Regions from separate parts of the Homo sapiens genome. Here regions 1 and 2 are each linked to region 3. Evidence: chromatin loops called from intact Hi-C (ENCODE). Cell type or tissue: MCF 10A. All regions are shown on one strand. Region 1 overlaps RDX (radixin). Region 2 holds the start of ZC3H12C (zinc finger CCCH-type containing 12C). Region 3 holds the start of LOC105369484 (a long non-coding RNA gene).

Region 1 (8,000 bases), 300 kb before region 3:
CATGTTAAAATTTAGTACAGATTGTTATGAGAGACAGTATCCTTGAGGAAGATTTTAAATTCAGAATACTTTATGTTTAGGATTTTGTGTTTTATGCACCTCGTCTGAGAATCAATAAGCGGATTTTGGCCTTATGTATGGGAAACCATGAACTATACATGCGAAGAAGGAAGCCTGATACTATTGAAGTACAACAGATGAAGGCTCAGGCTAGGGAGGAGAAACATCAGAAGCAGTTGGAAAGGTATGGGGTTTATGACCTTTCACTTTTAATTGATAGGAGTAGGCTATCTAAAATTTAAGACTGCTCAGTTTTTTAAATGTACCTTAAATTTGTATTTATTAATATTTTCATTATATTAAAATTCAAAGACAGTATTATCACTCTGTCCTTTAAAACGAGTATGTATAATTTTCAAGTTAGAAATCTTTGACACATATCTCGAAGAAAATAGCTTTTTGTGACTCATTTCTTGCTTTTCACTGATAGACATTGTTTTAGATATAGTAGTTTGAAACTTTCAAAATTGTTTTGCTTGTGACTTATATTTCTTAATTTTTTCAGGGTAAGAATGTGCTGAATATTTAACTTTGAAACAATGTCAGTGACATTGTAGAACACAACTGAAACGTCACTGTGCCAAGTAGGGTAACATCAGTACTCCCTGCCAAAGACCCTAATCTTTTTAACTCTGTTTCTCTTAGACTTAAAAAAGAAACTGTTAAATATATTAAATTGATAATTTTTAAAATTGAATGGTAGTGAATAAAATTTATATCAACCCTGGAATCAGATTACTGGGTCCAGTGACATTAATTTCCAAATCTGGTTTTAGATTAATTTCAACTTTGTGCTTTACTTGAAAAAATTTAGAGACCAAACTAAAGTTAACCTTTATTGAATAAATCTTTATGGAACAACGTGATAGTCTAAGAAATAGAGTAAGTCCTTAAAAAAAATTTGAAGAGCCCTAAACATATGTATTTTAAATATTGGATATAAGGTACTTTGTATCTAGAAGGAAGCCATCTGCTAGATACCATTTTGCTACTATAGTTTTAGGTTTTATATTGAATGATTTTTTTTCTTATTCAACAACTGTTCTGTGTAAGAGATTTTATTGATTTTTACCTATTTTGTCATATTAACTCAAATTATCTTCCTTAGAGAAGTTAACCACATAACAAAACATTTTTTATATGGGTTTGAAGCTTGTCAGTAATTACTAATCCCATCATTAAAGATACTGAGTTGGTGAGCTGAGGATGGTGGCATGTGCCTGTAGTCTCAGCTACTTGGGAGGCTGAGGCAGGAGGATTGCTTGAGTACAGGAGTTTGAAGACAATCAGGGCAACAGGCAACATGCAGTGTAGTAAAACCCTTTCTCTTAAAAATAAAAATAAAAAAAAGAGTAATGAGTTGGATTGTTACTTTGATGGGCTATGTCCTTTTTTATTGTGCTCATGTGCTGTAGCATTACATTGTGGTTCTAATCTTAAATGCTTTTTAAAAATACTCTTTATTGGGCTTTACTTTCTATACAGTACATTCTTATACACATAGCCTTGCATTTCCCTCTGTCAAAGGGAAGACTTCTTTTAGTTTCCACTTAATTTTTTTAAATCGTCTTAAAGATTTCACTGTCTCTTAAAGGTTTTCTAGCATGAGATAAATGAGGAATTATTTTATATACAGTTCCTGTATCTCATACTCATCACTCTATAGTATGCCTAACTGTTCTGCTCATTCATAATGTTGATATATTATTTACATTCTCAACTTACTATATTTATCTATATATCCTTTATTTCATGGCTTATAGAGAAATACTGTATTGCTTCTAGTACAGGTAGTATGTTTACTTAGTATCATTTGGTAATGGTGCTATATTTTAGTTACTCTAAGGCTTAGATGGAAGTGGAAGACTTAAGTTTCTTTTTTGGCACAATAATCCGTAGTTCTCCTGGATAAATGTTAGAGCTCTTCATTAGTAAGCATTTATTGACTGCTTTATACTCAGTTGGAATTCAGTAACTTTTATTCAGTTTGAATGCCTAGGAGATATATTATTCTAGTCACCTAGGAATTGGCAGTCTTTCAGAAATGGCATGCTGAGTCATTTATTCCCTGCTTTACAGGTCAGAGAGAGAGAAATGGCAGCTGTATGTGTGGAAACAATTTTGATTAAGCCCATTGGCAAAGTAGCCAGCAGATATACCTGGGAGAATGCCCAGAGGTATGCTGCCTGTGCTGCTAGACTCTCTTGGGCAAGAACAGTAGTTGGGAAAGAGTAGCAAAGAGACCTCTTTCCCTACAATACTTTGGTATATTTGGCTATATTTACTCCCTATAATTTTTATAACCTAGGGGTTTTTTGGCAATGAAAATGACCTTATACACTATGAGTGGTTATTCCATGTAGTTTTTGAAGCTCTTAAATTATTGGCATCCAAATTGAATTATGACTGATAATTTTTGCACGTTTTTGTATGGCTAAAATTGTTTCCACATGTGAAAACTGAAAGCCCCAAGTTTACAGTTTAGAGTTACATACCTATGTACCAATTGTAGGTTAGCTGTGGGAGATTCTGCACCAAGGCTGGCTAGTGTCATACAAAGAACACAGGCTTTGGAACTAGATAAATCTGGGCTTGACTCCTCTTCTAACACTCAATCGAACAGATAATTTTGAGCCTGTGTTTCCTTGCTCTTACTATGAAAATAATATTCTTACCTTCAAGCGTTTTTGTAAGAAATCATGACAGTGGTATACAGGCATTTAGCAAAGTACCCGGTACTTAATAAAAAATAGCCATTATAATAATTCCTAATATTATTATAAACTAAGTTGGATATGTTTTTAATATTCATGGAAGAAAAGTGTAATTAGACCCATTTGATCTTTAAAAAGTAAGATATTCTAAAGTAATTTTTTGCATATTAATACAAGGAATAATAGTTTATTAATGTGATTTATGTCCTTGAAATAGAACAACTGCATTGAAATGAGTGTTTTCAAACCCAAACTCCAAATAAAAATATCTGCATCTATTGTTACAGTAATCACAAAAGACTTCATGAGGAAAGTGGGACTGAAGCTTGAAGGTTAGAGAGAGCAAGAGATACGTTCAGAAGAAGAAGCCAACATAGATGAATATGTAGAGATAAAAATATGTGTGGTGTGCCTATGGGCCAGTGAGGTCCTCTAAAATGAACAGCATTTAGGGGAGCAGCAAGATCTGGTTTCATAAAGGAGACAAGACAGGCCTACAAAAACTAGATATCACTGAGTAATGTAAAGGGCTGAAGGCATTTGTATTATTTGAATGAAGTGTTGGCTGGAGATGGCTATTGTCAGGGTAGGATTCTTATAAAATGTGAGATACGAGCCTCACAGAGTACAGTAAACTACAACATGTTTTAAATATTATAATCAGTTTAAATATCTGCTGTATACTTATTCCATTTTTCAGTAGGAAGACCATTCCCCACCCCCTCCCAACTTGCATATGGCCAGATTATCTTGATTCTTTTTTTCTGCTTCCATATCTCCTTCACCTCCATCCCTGAAGAACAAATGAAACATCAATAGGGAAAAGCTAAATAAAACCAGCACATCCATCTGCAGAAAGGGCCATATATGCCAGAGCTGGGTCTGAAAGGCTCTTAGTTGGTGGAATATGATGGTAGACTTCTGGTTGAGATCTGGTTTGCAGTGTAAGTCCTCGAGAATTGTCTTGGGACCTTGGGAAAGGAGGGAGGGAGGTAGTTGGCTTGGGAACTGTGGCAGAACTGGATGTGATTGCATAGAGGCTGGGGAGTGATTGGGTAGTCTAATCAACATCCTAGGGTGGCAGACAACCTGGCATGGACAAGAATAGCTTTTGGCCTTACTAGCAATTACTTGAAAAGTACTGTGCTTTTGCTTCTTTTGCTTTCACACAAAGCGTGATGTTTCAGCTATCTAAAGAACACAGAAAGGTCAGCAGCCACTGTGGGGGCCACCAGGCCTTTCTTTTGCCCGGAGAGATTGGGAAACACAAACTTTCCCTTAAACTCACGTCTTCTAGAAGTGTGGAAGCTTGTATCTCCTTAAATCTCTCTGCCTGTATATGCTTTATAAATTGAAATAGGATAAAGAGAAAGAGGTGAATGTCCTGCAGAGTGAGCCCAAATACTGGGGTTAGGAATAGTTACTGGCTCTTCCTCCTTGCTGTTGCGAAAGTACCTCGTAGGCATAGGGAACTCCAGAACAGAGATGGAGCTTCCCTTACATGAATGACCACCAGGCCCTAGTTTTTTTGTTTTCTATTTGACAGGGTCTTGCTCAGTTGCCTGCCAGGCTGGGGCACAGTGGCACGATCATAGCTAACTGCAACATTGACCTCCTGGACACAAGTGATCCTCGCACCTTAGCCTCCTGAGTAACCAGGACTATGGGTACACACACCATGCCCGGCTAATTTTTTATTCTTATTTTTAGAAGAGATGAGGTCTCGCTATGTTGCCCTGGTCTTGGACTCCTAACCTCAGGTAGTCTTCCCGCCTTTGCCTCACAATGTGGTGAGCCACCATGCCCAGCCTCTCTAGATTATTAAATGGTGGAAGGATTCATTAAACCAGCAGCAAGGTGTGGTGACCCGTTATGTTTTAGCTTAGTGCATGCACTAGGAGGTCACCATCAGTGTTTGACCTCTTGCTGACTTGTGACACCTCTACCTGTTTGCCCCAAAGGTAAGCTCTCTTTCTGTTTTAGGGGCAAATGGGTATCTAGGAGCTGCAGGAATTTTAAAATGTAGGTTTATAAATAAGGGCGAAATTTTTGATAGCAAAACTTTTCTGATAAGTTTATCAGAGACTGCAAGTTGAGAAACTACAGGGTTTTGTGCTTGAAATTCAGAATTGACAGTAGGTGGCAGTGCTCTTTTTGTGGAACATTAAAGCATACTCAGATAAATTTCAGAGATGAAATCATAACTGATTTTTAAGTTATTAAAGTAGTGATTTGAATATTGATTCAACTTAAGTAAACAATATTGTCTGATAATAAGAGTTTCCCCATGTGACTTTTATTCCTCTTTATATTTTTGCCCCTAACATAGATTCTGACCCATGGTAGGCTCTTGGTAGATGTTTGGTGAATGAATTTGGCAGTATTTAAAAGAAACACTCTCATCAGGCCCATGGCAGGTGCAGCTAAATGATCAAGGCATTTTTTCCCACTGAGCTCTGATGATATTTTTTAAGATCATTAGCCACCTACTGTCATTCTAATGGAATTGTGAAGGGAGGTGAAATTGATTTGTTGTCTTGTATCTAGGCATAAATGGGTACTACCCAAGAAATTAAACTTGGATTAATTCATTTTTAATGATTGAAAATTGTTGCCCTCCCTTTTATTTAAGATACATGCCTTTGTTTGCTCCCTTCAGTCCTTTATTATTTCCCCAGTGGAGGTCTCCGGTTAATCTAAAGAAGATATTTTCTTGGGGCATGGCAACTGTGTGGTTAACTCTTTTGGTGCTGACATTTAATTTGTTGTCAGAGTTCATCCCGTATGCAAATGGTAAATCTGATTTTTCCCCCATTAAAGTGTGCCTTATAAGCATGTTCTATATGCAGGAATATATATTTGACAGTTATACTTTACTAGCAGTTTTGTAAACTCATCCTTTGAGGATGTTCCTAAATGTCTAAGTTTTTAATATTTTTTAAAAATAGTCTCAGTGGTCTTTATTGTGAACCCACAATAAGTAATACATTGGAACCCAGCACATGTATGTACGTACATGAGTGTATGTATGTCATAGTCCTGTACTTTTAACTACATATGCTATTTTGAACACAAGTGTAATACAATGAAAACCCTGTTAAAATATTTATGTTGTCATTTCTTCTTAGTTGATTCAGTTCTTAGGTTTCACATGAATACTATTTCCAATTATTATTATTTTATTTCAGTAGTTTTTGGAATATAGGTGGTTTTTGTTTACATGAATGGGTTCTATCATTGTGTATTCTGAGATTTTAGTGCACCTGTCACTCGAGCAATGTACACTATACCCAATATGTGGTCTTTTGTCCCTCACCCCATTCCCAACCATTGCTTCTCAAGTCACCAAAGTCGATTATATTACTCTGTCTTTGCATCCTCATAGCTTAGCTCCCACTTATAAGTGAGAACATATGGCATTTGTATGTTCTGAGTTACTTCACTTAGAATCATGGCCTCCAGCTTCATCCAAGTTGCTGCAAAAGACATTATTTTGTTACTTTTTATGGCAGAGTAGTATTCCATCACATGAATAATATTTTTGTGTATTAATTTGTAACAGCAATTGCAATTCCTTTTAAGGGCACAATTAGAGAATGAAAAGAAGAAAAGAGAAATAGCAGAAAAGGAAAAGGAAAGAATAGAACGTGAAAAGGAAGAGCTAATGGAACGTCTAAAACAAATTGAAGAGCAGACAATTAAAGCTCAGAAAGGTAAAAGTTTCTTTTTTGAAAATGGATTAAAAATTATTATTGCTCTGTTGTCAGATAGTGGTATTTTTTTTAGTACTCTTAAACCTTATTTGTTATATAGGACAATTGTATATTTAATTGGCAAATTAATACTTAGTGGAATCACATCATAAACATGTTTCACTAAGGCACATTCATTTATACAGTGCTGATGTTTCTCTTAAACATGCAGATATTTTTCTTTTTTTAGTTTTTTGTTTTAAACATGCAAATATTTTTCATATGTATTCTTAAATAATTGTAAATGTATATATGGGCTTTATAAACAAAAAACACATATGCAATACATTATGGCATTTAAAGAAAAGTATGCAATGCTTTATGGCTGTATAAGTAAGGCATTTAAGTAATTAAAGTAATTTAAGCTATTCTGACTATATGAACTTTTTTGGAACTCAATTCCTAAAAATATTTTACTTTATTCTACTAGAAAATACACAACACATAGACGTGTTATAACGTTTTTTGTTTGTTTTTGGTAATGTGTTTGGAAGAACTTACTTCTTAGGCAATATATAACCAAAGTGCTACTGTATATAGAAAGGATATACTAGATTTATAATATGTGGTTTATATTAAGTAACTTTAGGATATACCACTTTCACTCAGCGAATAGTGGAGAAAGCAAGAAAAAAAAAGTATTGCATCAATAAAATGTTTTTCTCCTCTCTAAGCAGCAGGCTCTCAGGGGTAACATGAAGTCTACACTCTTTATAAAAGCTCTATTTAATAATCTGCTTTCTTACAATTGGTAAAACAAGCTATTCAGTTCTGTTGGAAATAGCCAACACAGGTTGAATATCCCTTGTTGAAAATGCTTGGGAACAGAAATATTCCGATTTTGGGATGTTTGCATTGTCCTATTGAGCATTTCAAATCTGAAAATCCAAAATCGGAGCTTTTTTTTTTTTTTTGAGACACAGTCTTACTTTGTCATCTGTGCTGGAGTACAGTGGCATGATCTCAGCTCAAGCTATTCTCCTGCCTGAGCCTCCCAAGTAGCTGGGATTACAGGCGTACTCCACCAGGCCCAGCTAATTTTTGTATTTTTAGTAGAGAGAGGGTTTCGCCATGTTGGCCAGACTGGTCTTGACCTCCTGACTTCAAGTGATCCACCCGCGTCGGCCTCCTGAAGTGCTGGGATTACAGGCGTGAGCCACCATGCCCGGCCCTGGGCATTTTCTTTGAATGCCATGTTGGTGCTTAAAAAGTTTTGGATTTTGTAGCATTTCAGATTTCACGTTTTTTGGATTAGGGATACTCAGTCTTATTTAAGATATATTTTGATTTCTTACACCAGCCTGCTGTGGTGGAGACGTACTCTTGAGCAATGAGTAGAATAATTGTAAGGGAGAGTAGCTAGAGGGGAAAGCCACAAAGATTGCTATAAATGCGCAAGCTGATTGATCATTTCAATTCCAAGAGGATTAGAAATAATACTTCTAGGAGAATAAATAGCAATAACCTAGGCTGG
Region 2 (8,000 bases), 150 kb before region 3:
TGGCAAAAAGACACGGTCCTTGCCTTCAACTTACCTGGCCAGACAGGATTTCTGTATTGTCCTACTACTGTCGTACTATGCAGAGGAAAGGCTTCTCGTCTTACATACTCACTATGCATCACTTAATTTTCAAATGGTGTATGTCAACAAAACAACATACATGATGACACACTTTTTAGAGAACAAACTAAAAACAGAATCCTATCGAGGCAGAACTTGCACAGTGGTTAAGATCATGGGTTATAAAGTCAGACTGCCTGGGTCTGAACTCCTTTCTGCAACTTACTAGCTATATGACTTTGGGCAAGTTACTCAAACTCAGTGTCTCTGCTTCCGCATCTATAGACTGGGGATAATAGAAGCAATGCATAAAGGTGTTCAAGGGTTAAATGAGATAATGCATGTAGACTTAGCATGTTGTCTGGCACATCAGTGTACAAACGTGACTATTACTATGTCACCTATAAAAACCAAAACAACAGTAGAGAATTGATGCCGCCACAACACATATCTGCAGTTATCTTTATACTATCAGATGCCAAAAATTACTATGTGTCAGATATTTAATTTACACACTAATCCTACAAAAATTTTAAACAAATCTTGAATCACCAAGAAATTAGAGATCTATTCTGGGGTGAAATAGATCTTTCTTAAAAAATCACATTCTTGATTGATCATCCTTTCTCTGAACTATTAATTGCAAAACAGCAGCAGAGATTATAACATGTGTTTTGTTGAATCTTCACACATTTTCACTTTGTAAAGTCATGAGATTTCATATGCTGCAGGTCCATGAGGCATATTAGCACTTAAAACACAAGAAGCTTTTTTAGAACATTTGGTAGATTTACGATCAAACTCCGGAATCTCAATATTTTAGGCTTAAATTTGGAATCCTGATTGAATTAATTTTCATTATTCACTGACCATCTTATTTACTTAATATTGCTCTAATAAAAACTATACTCCAAAACTCTATTTGCCAACTTACCCACTCACTACTCCTATCATCTGCCCCATGCGCCACATACTGGACCGCCCACTCCCTGCTTTCCTTCCAGGGTTCACTGACTCATTTGGAAATGACTCCCAACCAGCTCTACCTACTCAAATCCTACCTTTGAGGCACTCCCCAGTACCTGAATTTCTCACTTCTTTTTTCACGGAACTTAGTACTTTCCACATAGCATTATGTTCGTTCATAATCTATCCTTTTAGAGGTCGGGGGCCTTACACAGCAGCTAGAGTGATAATAAGTAATTATTTGCAGAGAGAACAGAAGCATACCAGTTTCAAATGAGCAATAACTGCAGATTAGTGTTATTCTACGTTCCAACAGTAAAAAGATAAAAACATTCCCTACTTAATACCTTGTTTGTTTCTTTAAAAATGCTATCAAATCAGAATTAAAGAATTCTAAATTTATGTACAAAAACAATGAAACACACTAAGAAGTTATAACAGCAACATTTTTACGTCTGTGATAGTAATTAAAATTAATGTAGCAACCACTGTGGTCTGCTAGAATGAAGACCTAGTTGTAGAATGAGAAAAATGTTTTAAACATAAAATTTCTATTAACAACTTGGGATCCGATTTTGCAGACGTTGGTAACCCATGAAAACCTAGCTCCAGAGAAGCCCATAATATAAAATAGGGTATTTTTATATAGTCTGGTCATTAAAACAAAAATTTAGTAAAAGGAAGTGACTAATAAAAACTCTCATCAGTATAGAAACATTCCAAGTTTCTGTTTCCTATCCTTTAATATTTCCCATTATACTAAAATAGTTCCGTTAGACTTCCCTTATTAAATAAAGGCTAAAAAATGCCAGTCACTTTGTTGTTGTTTATTTAAAAGTTCATTTTACTTTGGTTATAATGTTTAAGTACTTTTATGGTGACCAAATACTAGAAGTAGAATCTTGTAACTTACTTTGAAAGTAAGATAGACTCTTTCATGTAAAAATATTAAAACATTTTGAACTATGGGTACATAGTCAACAGGCCATTCTATTTTTATGGTACCATCCAGTAGACAGATTTAGGTAACTGGAAATAAGCATGCCAAATTGTTGAAGAAAACAGGTGAACAGGGGGTCAAGTCCGAAATAGGCATCTTCCTGGGCTTATCACACTAAGATTAATTTTACCAATGTTTGATGAAGCTATCATGTAGTCAAACACAGAGAACCCTAAACTTAAGAAACTGCTACTAAAATTAATTGTACATGTGATTAAATGAATGGAAGTCATACCCTCTAAATCCTAAGTCCATTAAGACAAAAACATTTATAACACACTGTATTTATGACTTCTTGTGGTTCTTGAAAAGTCAAAAATTGTGTTTGAGGTTTATCTCGTTTTCCGTTTATAATATGCATTTTAAAAGTGGAAAAACTCAAGCACGTAACAAGTGAAAAACTGAACAACGTTGCCAAATTCCTAAACATACAATACTTAGCTCCAATTATCTCTGCATCTATTCTAAAATGGTTTAAAAAAAGTCTGAATCAATAAGCGCCTGATGGGCCTGGGATACTCCAATACAGTCTTGTCAACCAATAGGAAAACTTTTCCTAAATCTGGATTCGTCTTTCATCTCTTTATCACAAAACACCGAACACAAACCGAGATTGTTAACGGATAACCAAATGGCAAGAACCCCAGACAGAGTAATCAGTACTTGGATGTTAGGGCTGTTTTTAAGGACTTGAAATGAGACAGCTTAGGGAAGAAATGCGGGATTCATTTCTCCAAGTTATATTTGTAACACTTCTTAATACGGAGTTAAAAATGTGAACAGCCGAGCTAAAATGAACGCAGCGTGTAAAAGGGATCTGGACTGGAGCCTGGGGGTGAAGGAGGGACGAGGGGGGAGTGAGGGGCTTTCGTGACGCTCGGCCTGGGGTTGCTGGCGATCTGGATGGAGGGATGGATAGTTAAGCGAATGGCCAGGGCTGGATCCGAGATGCCAAGAGATGTCTCGCCCCACGAGCGCGCGCGAGTCTGAGCCGCTGGGGCAGCGCAGTGTGTCCGTTTCCATCCGCGGCGCCCGAGCCCGCCTCCATGTTCGCGATCTATGCCCCCGGGCGGGCGGGGACCGGTGCCTTAGGCCGCGGGGCCGGGAAGCCCGGCCTCACCTCGCCCGAAATCCCGGCGGGGACGGCGTTGCCCGAGGGGAGGATGCGCTGGGCTTTCCGCTCGGCCCCACCTGAGCGACCGGAGCTCGGTGACTCGACCTCCGGAGCCCGACCCGCCTGGGCCTGGAGATCACACGGCGAGGTCGCTGCGGCCCCGGCGCCCTCCGCCTGGCGCCCGGGCGCGGCCCCGCGGCCCTCCCCACGACCGGCTACCCCAGGACCACTCTCGCCGCGGTCCGCGTCCCCCACCCCCTTCCCGAGGACAAACCTGGGAGCCGCCACCCGGCATAGCCAGCCCCGCGAGAAAGCGGCGAGCGGGCGGCGGGGCCCGCGGAGAAGCGGCCACCGCGGCCCTCCCGCGCCAAGCCGCGCCCGCCCGCGCGCCCTCTCCGCGGGCCGCAGCCCCGGCGCCCCCTCCCTGGGTTGCACAACTCACAGCCCCAACGCGCGCGCACTCGAATCTGTTGCTCAACCTACTTGCATTCTCTTCTCCGCAGCCATCACTACATGCCCTGGAGCTGGGGCAGCCCCGGGGCCCTCCGGCAGGCGGCCGCCTCTCGCCTCAGCCCTGGGCTGCCGCGGCCGCCGCTAGGGCGCGGGGCGAGCGCGAGGCTCCCTCATGCCTCCCGCCCGGACAGCTGGCCGCACGCCAGGGCCCCGGCTCGGGCGCGCCCGAGCGCTGGGCTCGGCTCGGCCCTGCCCTTCGTCCGTGCCGCTGCTCCGCGGGCGAGAGCGAACCCGGCTCCGCCACCTCGCTCCGCGCTCCTCGCCCGCCCGCCCGCCCGCAGCCACCGCAGCCGCGCCGCTTCCTCCTCCCCTTCCCTCTTTTCCTTCTCCTCCGTCGCCGCCTCTGGAGCCGAGGTTGGCAAACCAGCACCTGCTGCTGGAGAACGCCGAGAACTGAAACAGGAAACCCTGAGCCAAGGGGAAAACCCGAGAGGCGTGGAGAGGGGTGAGGGGAGCTGCTGGAACCTGTCGGGCTCGACCCAGCCGCTGGGGCTGCCCGAGGTTCCCGCGCCGCCTCCCCTCGCGCCTATTCCCTGCCCCGGCCCAACCCAGCGGTCCCGACCTCCCCGCGCCTCTCCCCCGACCTGGTGCAGGACGGCGCCTTTCCGCTCGGCGACACCTTCTCCACCCAGCAGTAACACTGATCATGTCCCGGGCAGTCAAGGAGATCGACGGGCCGCCTTCTTAGGGCAGGTTCCCCGTAGTTGTTTACTTATCAATATTCCGTGATGAGGAAAAACCACACCCTGCATTAGCAAGGCCAATAAAAGAATTTAAACAAATGAAGCTGTTGGGATTTCACCCAGGGATAGGACTTCTTTCAGCAAGGAAATTGGCTTTGATGGAAATGGCAATCGTGTCAAAATCGAGGTTGAACCCAAGATACATCCAGATCTCTTTCAGGAGATCGGAAGGAAACAGCCCTTTGCACAGAGGTGGGCGCCTGAATCGCAGGCTGAAAAGCACCGGGAGCAGAGAGCCTTTCTACTTCTGTGAATCGTACAACACCCAGCACAAACTAAGTCAATGTTTCAGAAATGTTCAAATAACCTTATTCGCCTGTCCTTGGAATCATTACGAGCAGCCTAGGGCAGGATGAGTCTGCTTCTGGAGTGAGAGGGAGGGACACTGAATGGGTTGTGCCCCTACCATATGCCACGGGCCAAATAGCCTGCTTTAAATCCACTGTCCCGTTTGTCACCACAGCCATGTGAGCTGGGTATTAGAAACCCCTTTATCCATCAGAAAATCGAGGTTAGAAAATTTACCTGCAGTTACACAGCTTGAATGTGAGGTATTCAGGTCTGTTACATCTAAAGGACGCATTTGTTTCACTGGACCACGATTCATGCCTTTGATCAACTTTTTACCTTTCATAAAATTAGTTTTGCCTCTGAGTTGTTTTCAGTAGGGCATATATATGGTTTAAGCCTGGATCTGTTGAATTTGCTTGGACTGCCTAATGGTAGTGATATTCATGATGCTTATTGGGGTTCAAACTTGATAATTTTCAGTTTAATATTCTCTACCAAATGTAGGCCTTTATGGCTCAGTTGAGCAGCACAGATGTCCCCATCTTTTTGGCCAGCATCAGTTGCTCTTTAGCTGTTGATGTTGGGGTCCCAGCTGAGAGTATCCTACTGGCTGGTGCACATGAGCATCCTGACTCTGCCTGTGAGATGAAAGGAGAGTGTCTTACTGAGCCTGTTTTCCACGTCAGTAGGCCAGTCATGAAGCCGATTAAATAAAATTGCAGGTAGGCAGGTAGGCTGCCTTCTCTGGTTCTGTGGTGCACACTTTTTTTTTATATAGAGTCTGACCCTGTCGCCCAGGCTGGAGTGCAGTGGTGCGACCTCAGCTCACTGCAACCTCCGCCTCCTGGGTTCAAGCGATTCTCCTGCCTCAGCCTCCCCAGTAGCTGGGATTACAGGTGTGTGTCACCACATCTGGCTAGTTTTTGTATTTTTAGTAGAGACAAGTTTTCCCCATGTGCCCAGGCTGGTCTCAAACTCCTGGCCTCAAGTGATCCATCTTCCTTGGCCTCTCAAAGTGCTGGGATTACAGGCGTGAGCCACTGTGCCCGGCCAGGTCCACATTTTTTCATACCACCCTGAAGACCCTTAGGAAGATTGGTAGCCTGCTGTCTGCAGCCGGGTCAGATTTTTATTGGCAGGAAAGTAGGGGCTGGGAAAGCAGCCCCTTTACACTGTGCCAAAACCTTGGAGGTCTCTGGAGCAGAGTTAGAGGCCCTCAATCTTAGGATCTCTAAGGGACTTAGCAGGGACTTAGAACGAGACTGGCTGTTTGACGATAAGTGACAGCATCTATGGCACGGCTTTAGTGATGCCAGGAAGTTCCTCCACTCCGCAGTATACTGCCCACACAGTCTACCTCTTACCTTGTATCCCACAGTTGACTCAGCTGAACTCCATTGATTAAGCTTGGTTAAAAATCAAGGTAAAAGAGATGAGTAATAGTTATAATAACTAACATTTAATGAATGCTTACCATGTTCCAGATACTATTCTAAGCACTTTGCATGCGTTGTCTCATATAATGCCCACAAAACCCCTATAAGGAAACACCTATCACTATTTCCATTTCACAGACGAGACAACTAAGACCAAGATTATAGTCAGTAAATAACAGTGCAGGGGCTAAAATGCAGTCAATTTGACTCTAGAATCAGGACCCATTATGTGAATAAGATACAGTAACTGCCCTTATTACTTTACTATTTATTTGGAGAAATAAAAACACATGAAAAATTAAAAGAAAACTAAGAAGAGAAGATAATTTATAGGTGTCAAATGTGAGTATAGGTAATAAATGCCATGAGGTATCAGAAGACAGAGAAATCACTTTAGGTTGGGGTGGTTAGGAACACTTACATAGAAGATGAGTCGGGGTTTCAAAAAGGGGAGATTTGAGCTGGATTGTGATGAATGAGTAGTATTTTGATAAGTGGAGAGGATAAGGAAGAACATATTCATAGAATTGATAACATATACGAAGAGTGCCAGGGAAATTTGGGGAACAGGATAACAAACAGCTGGAAAGGAAAAGTAGGACAAAATTACAGAGATTTGCAAAACAAGCAAGGAATACACTCTCACTCATGCACAGAGTGAGAGAGCAAGAGAGAGAAAGAGAGAATTTGGCTCCATGTAGTCTGTGTACTAGTAGGGAATCTGGAAGGATTTTGGTCAGAAAGTGATAATGTCCCATTAGAGGAATACCAATATTGTGATGGTCACCGGATGGTTTGGAAAATGGAGGGAAACAAGTTTGCAGGCTAATATGGGAGAATTGACCTGAAATCACGAAGTGGACAGTGAGAGAGGGAAAAGAAGAAATGGGCTAGTGAGACACTGTGGTATACAAATCATAGAGGCTTTGTGAATGATTGAGTGCACTTAGTGGAGATGGACTTAAGAAAAGGAAGAAGTCTAAAATGACTTCATGGGTGCGAATGTGAAACCTGTAGCATTACTAATGGAAAAAAGGGGCAGTGTATGAGTACAGAAACTACTTTTAAAAACGTTCAGAATAGTTTGGTTTTAGGCATGTATTTGAGTTAACAGCAGGATATGCATGTGGAAATATTTTATAGTCCTATCTCAAAAAGGCAGATAGTTCAGTAAATGAGAGTATTCATTATCTACTATTGAGAGCGTCAGTATGAAAATTTAAAATTTTCACTATGATAACAACAACCAGGCATGGCTGTTCATCTTTAATAAACCAGAGTGGAAAGAAAATTTCAAATAAACATAAAATGTTTATATGACTCAGTATTAAATAGGCATTAGGGAATTCCACTCATATTCTCTTTTTACCCCCAAATTATATTTACTTAGAGAGAAAGAGACAGAGAGAGAGAGAGATAATGAATATATTGGGAAGAATTTTCATGGGTTCAGAGGATGTTAGGATAATGAAAAGAAACTTAGAGATCATTGCAAAATTGAGGATCAAATTCTGAACATCTGATAGTAGACTTCAAAACAGGCATTAGGCAAATATGGCACTTTAGCTATTATTGATTCTGGATAGCCAAATCTTTTTTGGTTACAAAGTTAAGTCTGGACCTTGGATTGAGACTTGGAATTGCACATAATTAAAAAGCTCTAGTGGCTGTGGCTTCAGAGTAGGCAAAATCTTGGAATAGACTCACTAGTAAAAAGCAAATGCTTTGGAAAGAGCAGCTAGAGGGAGGATGGTCACAAAGGCAGGAGTCCTACCTTCCAAAATATGGCGCTTAGGTAGACTTCCACACACCTAGATTCACATTTGAGCCTTAAAAGGTAGAGTTTCAGATCCTCCTCACATCTCACCTTGGCTGCC
Region 3 (8,000 bases):
ACACAAAGTCCCCACTGCGCAGTGCCTAGTGGAGCTGTGAGAAGAGGGCCGCCATCATCCAGACCCAAGAATGGTATAATAGACCCACCGACAGTTTGCACCGTGTGCCAGGAAAAGTCGCAGACACTCAATACCAGCTGTGAAAGCAGCCAGGAGGGAAACTGTTCCTTGCAAAGCCATGGGGTAGAGCTGCCCAAGACCCATGAGAATGGACTGATAGAACTACAGAATTCTCAAAACTGAATTTAAAAAAACCAGCACCAAACCAACTGATTAGAAAATGAGTAAAAAACATGATGACATATTTCACTGAAAAACATATACAGATGGCAATTAAGCACATGAAAAGATGTTCAAGATCATTAGCAATCAGGGAAATGCAAATTAAAAACCACAATGAGATATCACTAGACGTCTACCAGAATGGTTAAAATAAAAAGTAATGACAACACCAAAAACTAGCAAGGATGCAGAGAAACTGGATCATTCATACATTGCTGGTGGGAATAAAAGTGGTACAGCCTCTCTAAAAAACAGTTTGGCAATTTCTGAAAATATTAAATATGCAACACTTACATGACCCAGCAATTACACTCTTGGACATTTATTGCAGAAAAATAAAAACTTACATTCACACGAAATATTGTACATGAATGTTTATAGCTCTTGGTTTGTAATGCACAAAACTAGAAACAATCTAGGTGTCCTTCAGTGATAATTAGTTAAACAACCTATGGTACATCCATACCCTAGACTATTACTCAGCAATAAAAGGGAATGGACTATTGATACATACAAAAACTTGGGTGAATCTCTAGAGAATTACGCTGAGTGAAAAAAACCAATAATGCAAGATTCCACTTATAGAATAATCTCAAAACAATAAATTACAGAAATGGAGAATAGATTAGTGGTTACCAGGGGTTAAGACCCAGATATGGGATGAGGGGAAGGGAAATGTGTGTTTCTATAAAAAAGCACCGTAAGAGATCCCTGTGTTGATGGAGATATCTCTGTTTTGACTGGATAATGTCAATATACTGGTTGTTCCATTGTACCATAGTTTTGCAAGATGCTACTACTGGAGGAATCTGGGGAAAGGGTACATGGGATCCCTGTATTATTTCTTACAACTGAATGTGAATCCACAATGATCTCAAATAAAACAGTTAATTAAAAAAGGTAAAAAGTTGTGAAAAAGCAATAATTATTCTGTATTCAACAGCCTGTTGTCCATACATAATTCTTAGTACTTAGAACAGTTTTGGTAAGTAGAAGGTATTTAATTTTGCTGAATGAATGAATAAGACATGAGTTTGAAATAAGGAATTATGAACTTCTGATATGTATTGAAGATTCAAGGCTACAGTAACCAAAACAGCATGGTACTGGTACCAAAACAGAGATATAGATCAATGGAACAGAACAGAGCCCTCAGAAATAACGCCGCATATCTACAACTATCTGATCTTTGACAAACCTGAGAAAAATAAGCAATGGGGAAAGGATTCCCTATTTAATAAATGGTGCTGGGAAAACTGGCTAGCCATATGTAGAAAGCTGAAACTGGATCCCTTCCTTACACCTCATACAAAAATTAATTCAAGATGGATTAAAGACTTAAACGTTAGACCTAAAACCATAAAAACCCTAGAAGAAAACCTAGGCATTACCATTCAGGACATAGGCATGGGCAAGGACTTCATGTCTAAAACACCAAAAGCGATGGCAACAAAAGACAAAATTGACAAATGGGATCTAATTAACTAAAGAGCTTCTGCACAGCAAAAGAAACTACCATCAGAGTGAACAGGCAACCTACAAAGTGGGAGAAAATTTTTGCAATCTACTCATCTGACAAAGGGCTAATATCCAGAATCTACAATGAACTCAAACAAATTTACAAGAAAAGAACAAACAATGCCATCAAAAAGTGGGCGAAGGACATGAACAGACACTTCTCAAAAGAAGACATTTATGCAGCCAAAAAACACATGAAAAAATGCTCACCATCACTGGCCATCAGAGAAATGCAAATCAAAACCACAATGAGATACCATCTCACACCAGTTAGAATGGCAATCATTAAAAAGTCAGGAAACAACAGGTGCTGGAGAGGATCTGGAGAAACAGAAACACTTTTACACTGTTGGTGGGACTGTAAACTAGTTCAACCATTGTGGAAGTCAGTGTGGCGATTCCTCAGGGATCTAGAACTAGAAATACCATTTGACCCAGCCATCCCATTACTGGGTATATACCCAAAGGACTATAAATCATGCGGCTATAAAGACACACGCACACATATGTTTATTGCAGCACTATTCACAATAGCAAAGACTTGGAACCAACCCAAATGTCCAACAATGATAGACTGGATTAAGAAAATGTGGCACATATACACCATGGAATACTATGCCATAAAAAATGATGAGTTCATGTCCTTTGTAGGGACATGGATGAAATTGGAAATCATCATTCTCAGTAAACTATCACAAGGACAAAAAACCAAACACCGCATGTTCTCACTCATAGATGGGAATTGAACAATGAGAACACATGGACACAGGAAGGGGAACATCACACTCTGGGGCCTGTTGTGGGGTGGGAGGAGGAGGGAGGGATAGCATTAGGAGATATACCTAATGCTAAATGACGAGTTAATGGGTGCAGCACACCAGCATGGCACATGTATGCATATGTAACTAACCTGCACATTGTGCACATGTACCCTAAAACTTAAAGTATAATAATAATAATAATAAAAGCAACTTCCAGGAGAGGTAGATACTCTTTCTCTTCCATGATCTGTAGGTGTTTTAAAGTCTCCTCCTCTCTCCCCCATAATATTGGTTTATTCTTCTAAGTTTGTGGACAGAGCTTTGAAGAACTGAAGAAAGCAGAGAATTCCTGAGAGTACAAACTGCTCACACAAGCCAGTCGGAACATTTTAATTGTTCTAAATAAATTTTATTCACTTTTGCTCTTCCTTACTCTTTGGGGATGCCAGTTTCATAAATTACTTCCTACTCTGCACGTACTTGAGATTAGGGTCTTAGTTGGCACAGGGTCCAAGCAGCCGCTTGACCCAATGGTAAGTGACTGGGATGATACCCTCCCCAGGCTCCTATTTTATGTAATCCAGCACTCAGTGAGTATTTTGGAAATGAATATTTTGGGGAGAGAGGGGAAGGGGGTTATCCTTCTGACCTACTTACTGATAGAATTATCCGTGAGGGTGCAGTCAGCTTATCACTCATCTGTAGTGGGGAAACAATCTCAGCTGCTTAGGAGGCAGACAGGCTGCAGAAAGAAAGCCAAGACTCTGAGAACCCACTCTGGTTCAGAAACAGAAGTGTTTGTTTCCATCCTTACAACTCTGAGGCCAGGAGAGTATATTTTGCAAGTCATGAAGGAGAGATGATTGGGTCAATGACCAATTACGTTTCTGAGGAAATTGCTACGAAACAATACTCCACAGTCACAGCCAGAGGAATGCGGAAGCCTGGAGTCTCATACAACTGATGGAGCAGTTCCCTCTAGTGGTCGGAGCCTGCGCTACCGAATGAAGCAAAAGCATGTCTTGTAATTCCACAAATTAAGGCTCAAGAAAATAGACCCTTTTCTTAGTTCAGGCCATAACTAGCAACCTCTGATGTTCATAGGTGAATTTTCAAGATTTGTAAAACAAGCCAACTTCCATGGGCTCCAAGACGGGACCTAGGTTATGATTGGTAGACAGCCACCCAGATGCAAAATTGTGAGGTACTCATTTGCCTTTGACATCTCAGCCTCACTTTCATTATTAAAAAAACTTCCCTGTGCCACAAAACTTCTCGATTCTCCTGAGTGCAGCCCATCCTATATATATTATGAATACAAACCTATTGCCTCCATCAAGATCTGTGATCTAGTATCAGACTGTTAACATTTTTCTGTGAAATTAAGTATTTCCCAATGGAAATACATTCTAAGCCTTGTTTAATCCTCGTAACAACCATGAAGTAGGTTTCTATTTTATTTCTTGTTTTTCAGATGGAGAAACAGAAACATGGAGGTTATGTAAAGTGCCCAGTGTCACCTAGCTAGAAGGCTGACTCAAATCTTGAACTTGAGTAAAAAGACCGAGGTTATGTTCCTGATTGTGTGTTTTGGGGCAAGTCCTTGAAGCACCTCTGAGATTTTCTTACCTATGAAATGGGGATAATAATTCGTGCTCTGTGTACTGCGCTAGGTTACTATGAGACCATTCATTTATTTCCCAAATATTTGTTGAGTGCCAACCATATGTCTACTGGAAGCACAACTGTGATGACAAATGTGTTCTTGACTTCATGGGCTTTGCATTCCAATGAGGAAGACAGAAACAAACAAACAAAGTCATTGCAAATTGTGCTAAGGGTTTTGAAGGCAATGATGCAGGAGTTAAGTTAGGGAAGCAAAGTTGAGGGTGGTGGAGTGTGTATAGTGGTGTGACTGCATTACTTCAATTACTTCAGGTCGGGGAGTAGGGTGATCAGCAAAATCTCAGAGGAGGTGACATGTTAGTTGAGACCTGGGTTTGACTGGGAACTTGCTGTGGAGAAACATTGAAGAGGATGGGAGAATGGATTGTTCCAGATGGAATGGCATGTGCAAATGCCATGTTGTGAGAAAGAGCTGGCTATATTTGTAGAAACTGAGGAAGACCAGTATGACATCATCAGTGGAGTTATTGCACGTAAAGATGTGGAAAGAGCTATAAAAATTAGGGAGTACAAATACTCTGAAACAAAGGCACAGACACATTTGTTCCACTTAGGCCAGCTACAACAGAAGGTTTCATGAAAAATCTGGTTAGAATAATCCCAATCGTTGTTCCTCCTCTTTGCCTGTAGATGCATGTGGCAACCTCTGCTGCTGCCCATTTTTTAGTGTGGCGGGACAGTTTATTGAAACATTTGGGTCTATTTTTCTGTATTTTCTTCTTTCCTGTTCTCCTGCGCTGCCCTGTGTGTTTTGTCTCAGGAATTTTTTGCAGTTTTATTCAGTCTTTTTATTAAAACCCTATACCATGGAAGGAATAAAGCTGGGCACCATTTTTTTCTCTCTGTTTTCTCTCCATGCCACTTGTTTTTTTAAATTATGATTTTTATTTACCAAAGCATTATATAGTTATTGTAAAACACAGATATGCAAATCAAATAAATTTTAATTACCTAATATCCTACCAGGCAGAGGCAAGAATTATCAAGCTTTTAATGAATACATAGTCTTCTATAACCTACTGTTTTCCTTTGATATTCCTCTGCAATTCTTTTTAACTTTTAATATTTTTCAAAACTCGATTAAAATAATTAGGCCTTAAAAGTTACTAGCAAAGACAATCTTTTAAAGAATTAAACAGTTAAGAAAAATGTATAGGCTGTACTTACCATTAACTTCAAAGCTTAAGTATATGATTAATTAACTAAATAATGTTTTATCACACATTTAAAGTTTACTTTGGTGTCAAAAATCTCTAGAAAATTATCCACAACTTTGAGGATTCTGGTTTGGTAAGTGGTAAGACTTCTGTAGGTTCTGATATCAACTTAATCATTTCCCTTTTCTTCTCTCTGATTTCTAGTTCTCTAAGGTATCCTTACATCAGAGAGAAGATAGAAATAGCTATAGATCAAATTTAAAAAAATCCAAAAACTTAGCTGAGTATCTGGCACACAATAGAGATTCAAATAACGCTAATTTCTTTACTTCCATTTTCTTTCTCTAATCTAAGAACATAGAAGCTACCCAGGTTTATTTTTTTCCTAATTAGATGAAGATATTTTTCCTTCTTCCTCCCTCTCCCTCATCTCCCTTTCCTTCTTTCCTTCTTTCCTTTCCTTCCTTCCTTCCTTTCTTCCTTCCTTCCTTCCTTCTCTTGCAAGAATTATTACACTTTTCCATCTTCTTTCTAGCTGGATATTTAGATAAACTACTTATTGCTAATTAAGTTTGGATATTTATTACTTTTAGCAAGCACTCAATCAAGAAATATTTAAACCTAATATGTGCTGATAACTATGCTTGGATCTGTTGGAGAAAGGGATGGTAACAAAAAAATGAGACAAAGTATAAGTAACATCTGCTTTGATTTGCAAATTACCTCTACAGTTCTCTCAAAAATAATATTTTCCCCCCAAGTCTGCATCTCTTTCACAAAACATTACATTCCGAACAGAAATTAGGTTTTAACTCATTTCTATTTTTTTTTCTTTTTTTGTATTTGGCCTAAGAGGGCTAAGGTAGGATTATGTATTTCTCACTTTTTCTCATAATGTTGGGTGAAAAAAAAAATCAATCCTGACTCCCTGAATCCCAATTGCTACATTATAAATATACAAAAATGCAACTGGAAGGTCTTTGAACAAAATATTATTGGGCTTCTTATTTTAAATATTCTCCTTATGTGTGTCATTTAAAAAATTCATATAGTTTGGGGAAATAACCTTATTTTAAAAATATACCTTTCTTCAAAAAAAACAAAAACAGACAAAATAAATAAAATATACCTTTTTGAGATATTATCTTACCTTGCTGCTGCTATTTCTCTCTCTCTTCCTCTCAGTCTCTTCCTCTCTTCCTCTCTCTCTCTCTCTCTCTCACACACACACACACACACACACACACACCACAGTCACTTAATCTCATCCTCTTGCTTTGGGGACAAGCTTGGTAGCAAGTTTGGGGACAAACTGAAAAAATGGCCATGTAGCCAAAGAAACCAGATTGCAGCTTTCATCTACCAAGAAACAATCGTATATAGATGAGAAAATATTGAACATTTCTGACAGTAATTTAATGTGATCCATTTAAAAGTCAAATGACAGTTTTAAATATGGAAATTTTAGTTTCTCATCCACATCAACAGATATTAAAATTTCTACAATTCCTTATGGCTATGTCAGTCTTGATGTGCATAATGCCTTTTAAAAATAAGACTCAGCAGAAAAATCTCCATACTAATCTGGAGCTTTGGAAGAAACAAAATTACTTTTTTATGACAACTGAATAGCTTCTTAAATCATTAAAGTGCTCCTTCATTTTAGCCATCAGTTGCAGCTGAAGGCTAGATCCTGAAAACTGAAGTATTTCTAGCCTAAATATTGGAAGAATAGCCTGGTAGTTTGAGGCTGGAAGGACTCTTGGAGCCATCTTCTCCTTCTAGGCCCAGACTCCATTTCTCAAGGGACTTGTCCAAAGCCTTGTAGCCAGTTGAGGCAGGGTTGGGCTGAGAACTCATGCCTGTGATGTTCAATCCAATCCTATCCCATGTGCTAAGCTGTTCTCTCAGTCCTAGAGAACTATAGCCTCCCTCATTGTCTTCTCTGAGATCCATTCAATATTGTAAAAGGTCCATTTCTGTTGAAAGAGAGAGTGTCAATATCAGAGCAGGAATAATGAATCCTACCCCAAAGTTCTTAGGCACAGAAATACAATTCTCACGCATAGACATAAACGCAACGTTAATGTGATAGTTTGTCTTCAGTACAGCATATATAATGCTTTCTCTAATAAATTTCACTAATATTAACTGGATGCGTGGAAGCAAGAACCAAATCATACAAAAGAATGGTGAGTCCTAACTATGAAAACAGTAGAAGTTCTTTACCTAAGATACCCATAATTATGGCTTTCAATTGTTTTCTGTTTACTTAAAATCATTACATAAGCAAAGCATCACACTTTTGCAATTTGCTCTTGATTCTTGCCTACTACTAGGAGCTTAATTTGCTACTTTAGAGAGAGAAACTTTGCATAAACAGGGTCTCTTCCTCCAATTTTTTCCATATAAACAGCAATTATGTGATTTTTTTCTTGTATCTTATTTAGACAATTGAGAATGTATGTATAGTACTAAACATTTCTCTTTTTGAAATATAAATAACTTGACTTCCTTTGTTGACATTTTCAATTCTCCAAAAATTGAGGAAACAATGAGGGATTGGCTTTCTGGAACTTAATTCTAAGCAAAAGAG

The links. Peaks named below come from ENCODE experiments on the same cell type or tissue, not always from the same donor. Only the 100,000 strongest peaks of a DNase experiment are listed, where the experiment ranks them.
Region 1: a loop joins it to region 3, with 11 times the contacts of the local background. A loop is called at or near these places in 7 of 110 quality-filtered maps.
Region 2: a loop joins it to region 3, with 17 times the contacts of the local background. A loop is called at or near these places in 65 of 110 quality-filtered maps.

What each region holds. Positions count from the first base shown.
Region 1 is chr11:110,246,190-110,254,189 of GRCh38, reverse strand. RDX (radixin) reads left to right here. Exons shown (of 14, transcript NM_002906.4): 9 at 81-244; 10 at 6,357-6,487. Among named protein-coding and RNA genes, the nearest start is that of RDX, 46 kb to the left of the region's middle. In MCF 10A, no CTCF peak of the experiment used is centred here; a DNase peak (open chromatin) is centred at 2,169.
Region 2 is chr11:110,088,847-110,096,846 of GRCh38, reverse strand. It overlaps ZC3H12C (zinc finger CCCH-type containing 12C), which reads right to left and starts at 3,455. Exons shown (of 6, transcript NM_033390.2): 1 at 3,415-3,455. The coding sequence starts at 3,435. RefSeq lists silencers at 3,096-3,565, 3,626-3,885, 4,186-4,245. In MCF 10A, a CTCF peak has its summit at 3,709; DNase peaks (open chromatin) are centred at 1,056, 2,986, 3,716 and 4,046.
Region 3 is chr11:109,941,926-109,949,925 of GRCh38, reverse strand. It overlaps LOC105369484 (a long non-coding RNA gene), which reads right to left and starts at 3,397. Exons shown (of 3, transcript XR_948004.2): 1 at 3,219-3,397. RefSeq lists an enhancer at 3,569-3,658. In MCF 10A, a CTCF peak has its summit at 3,543 (motif pointing left); a DNase peak (open chromatin) is centred at 3,495.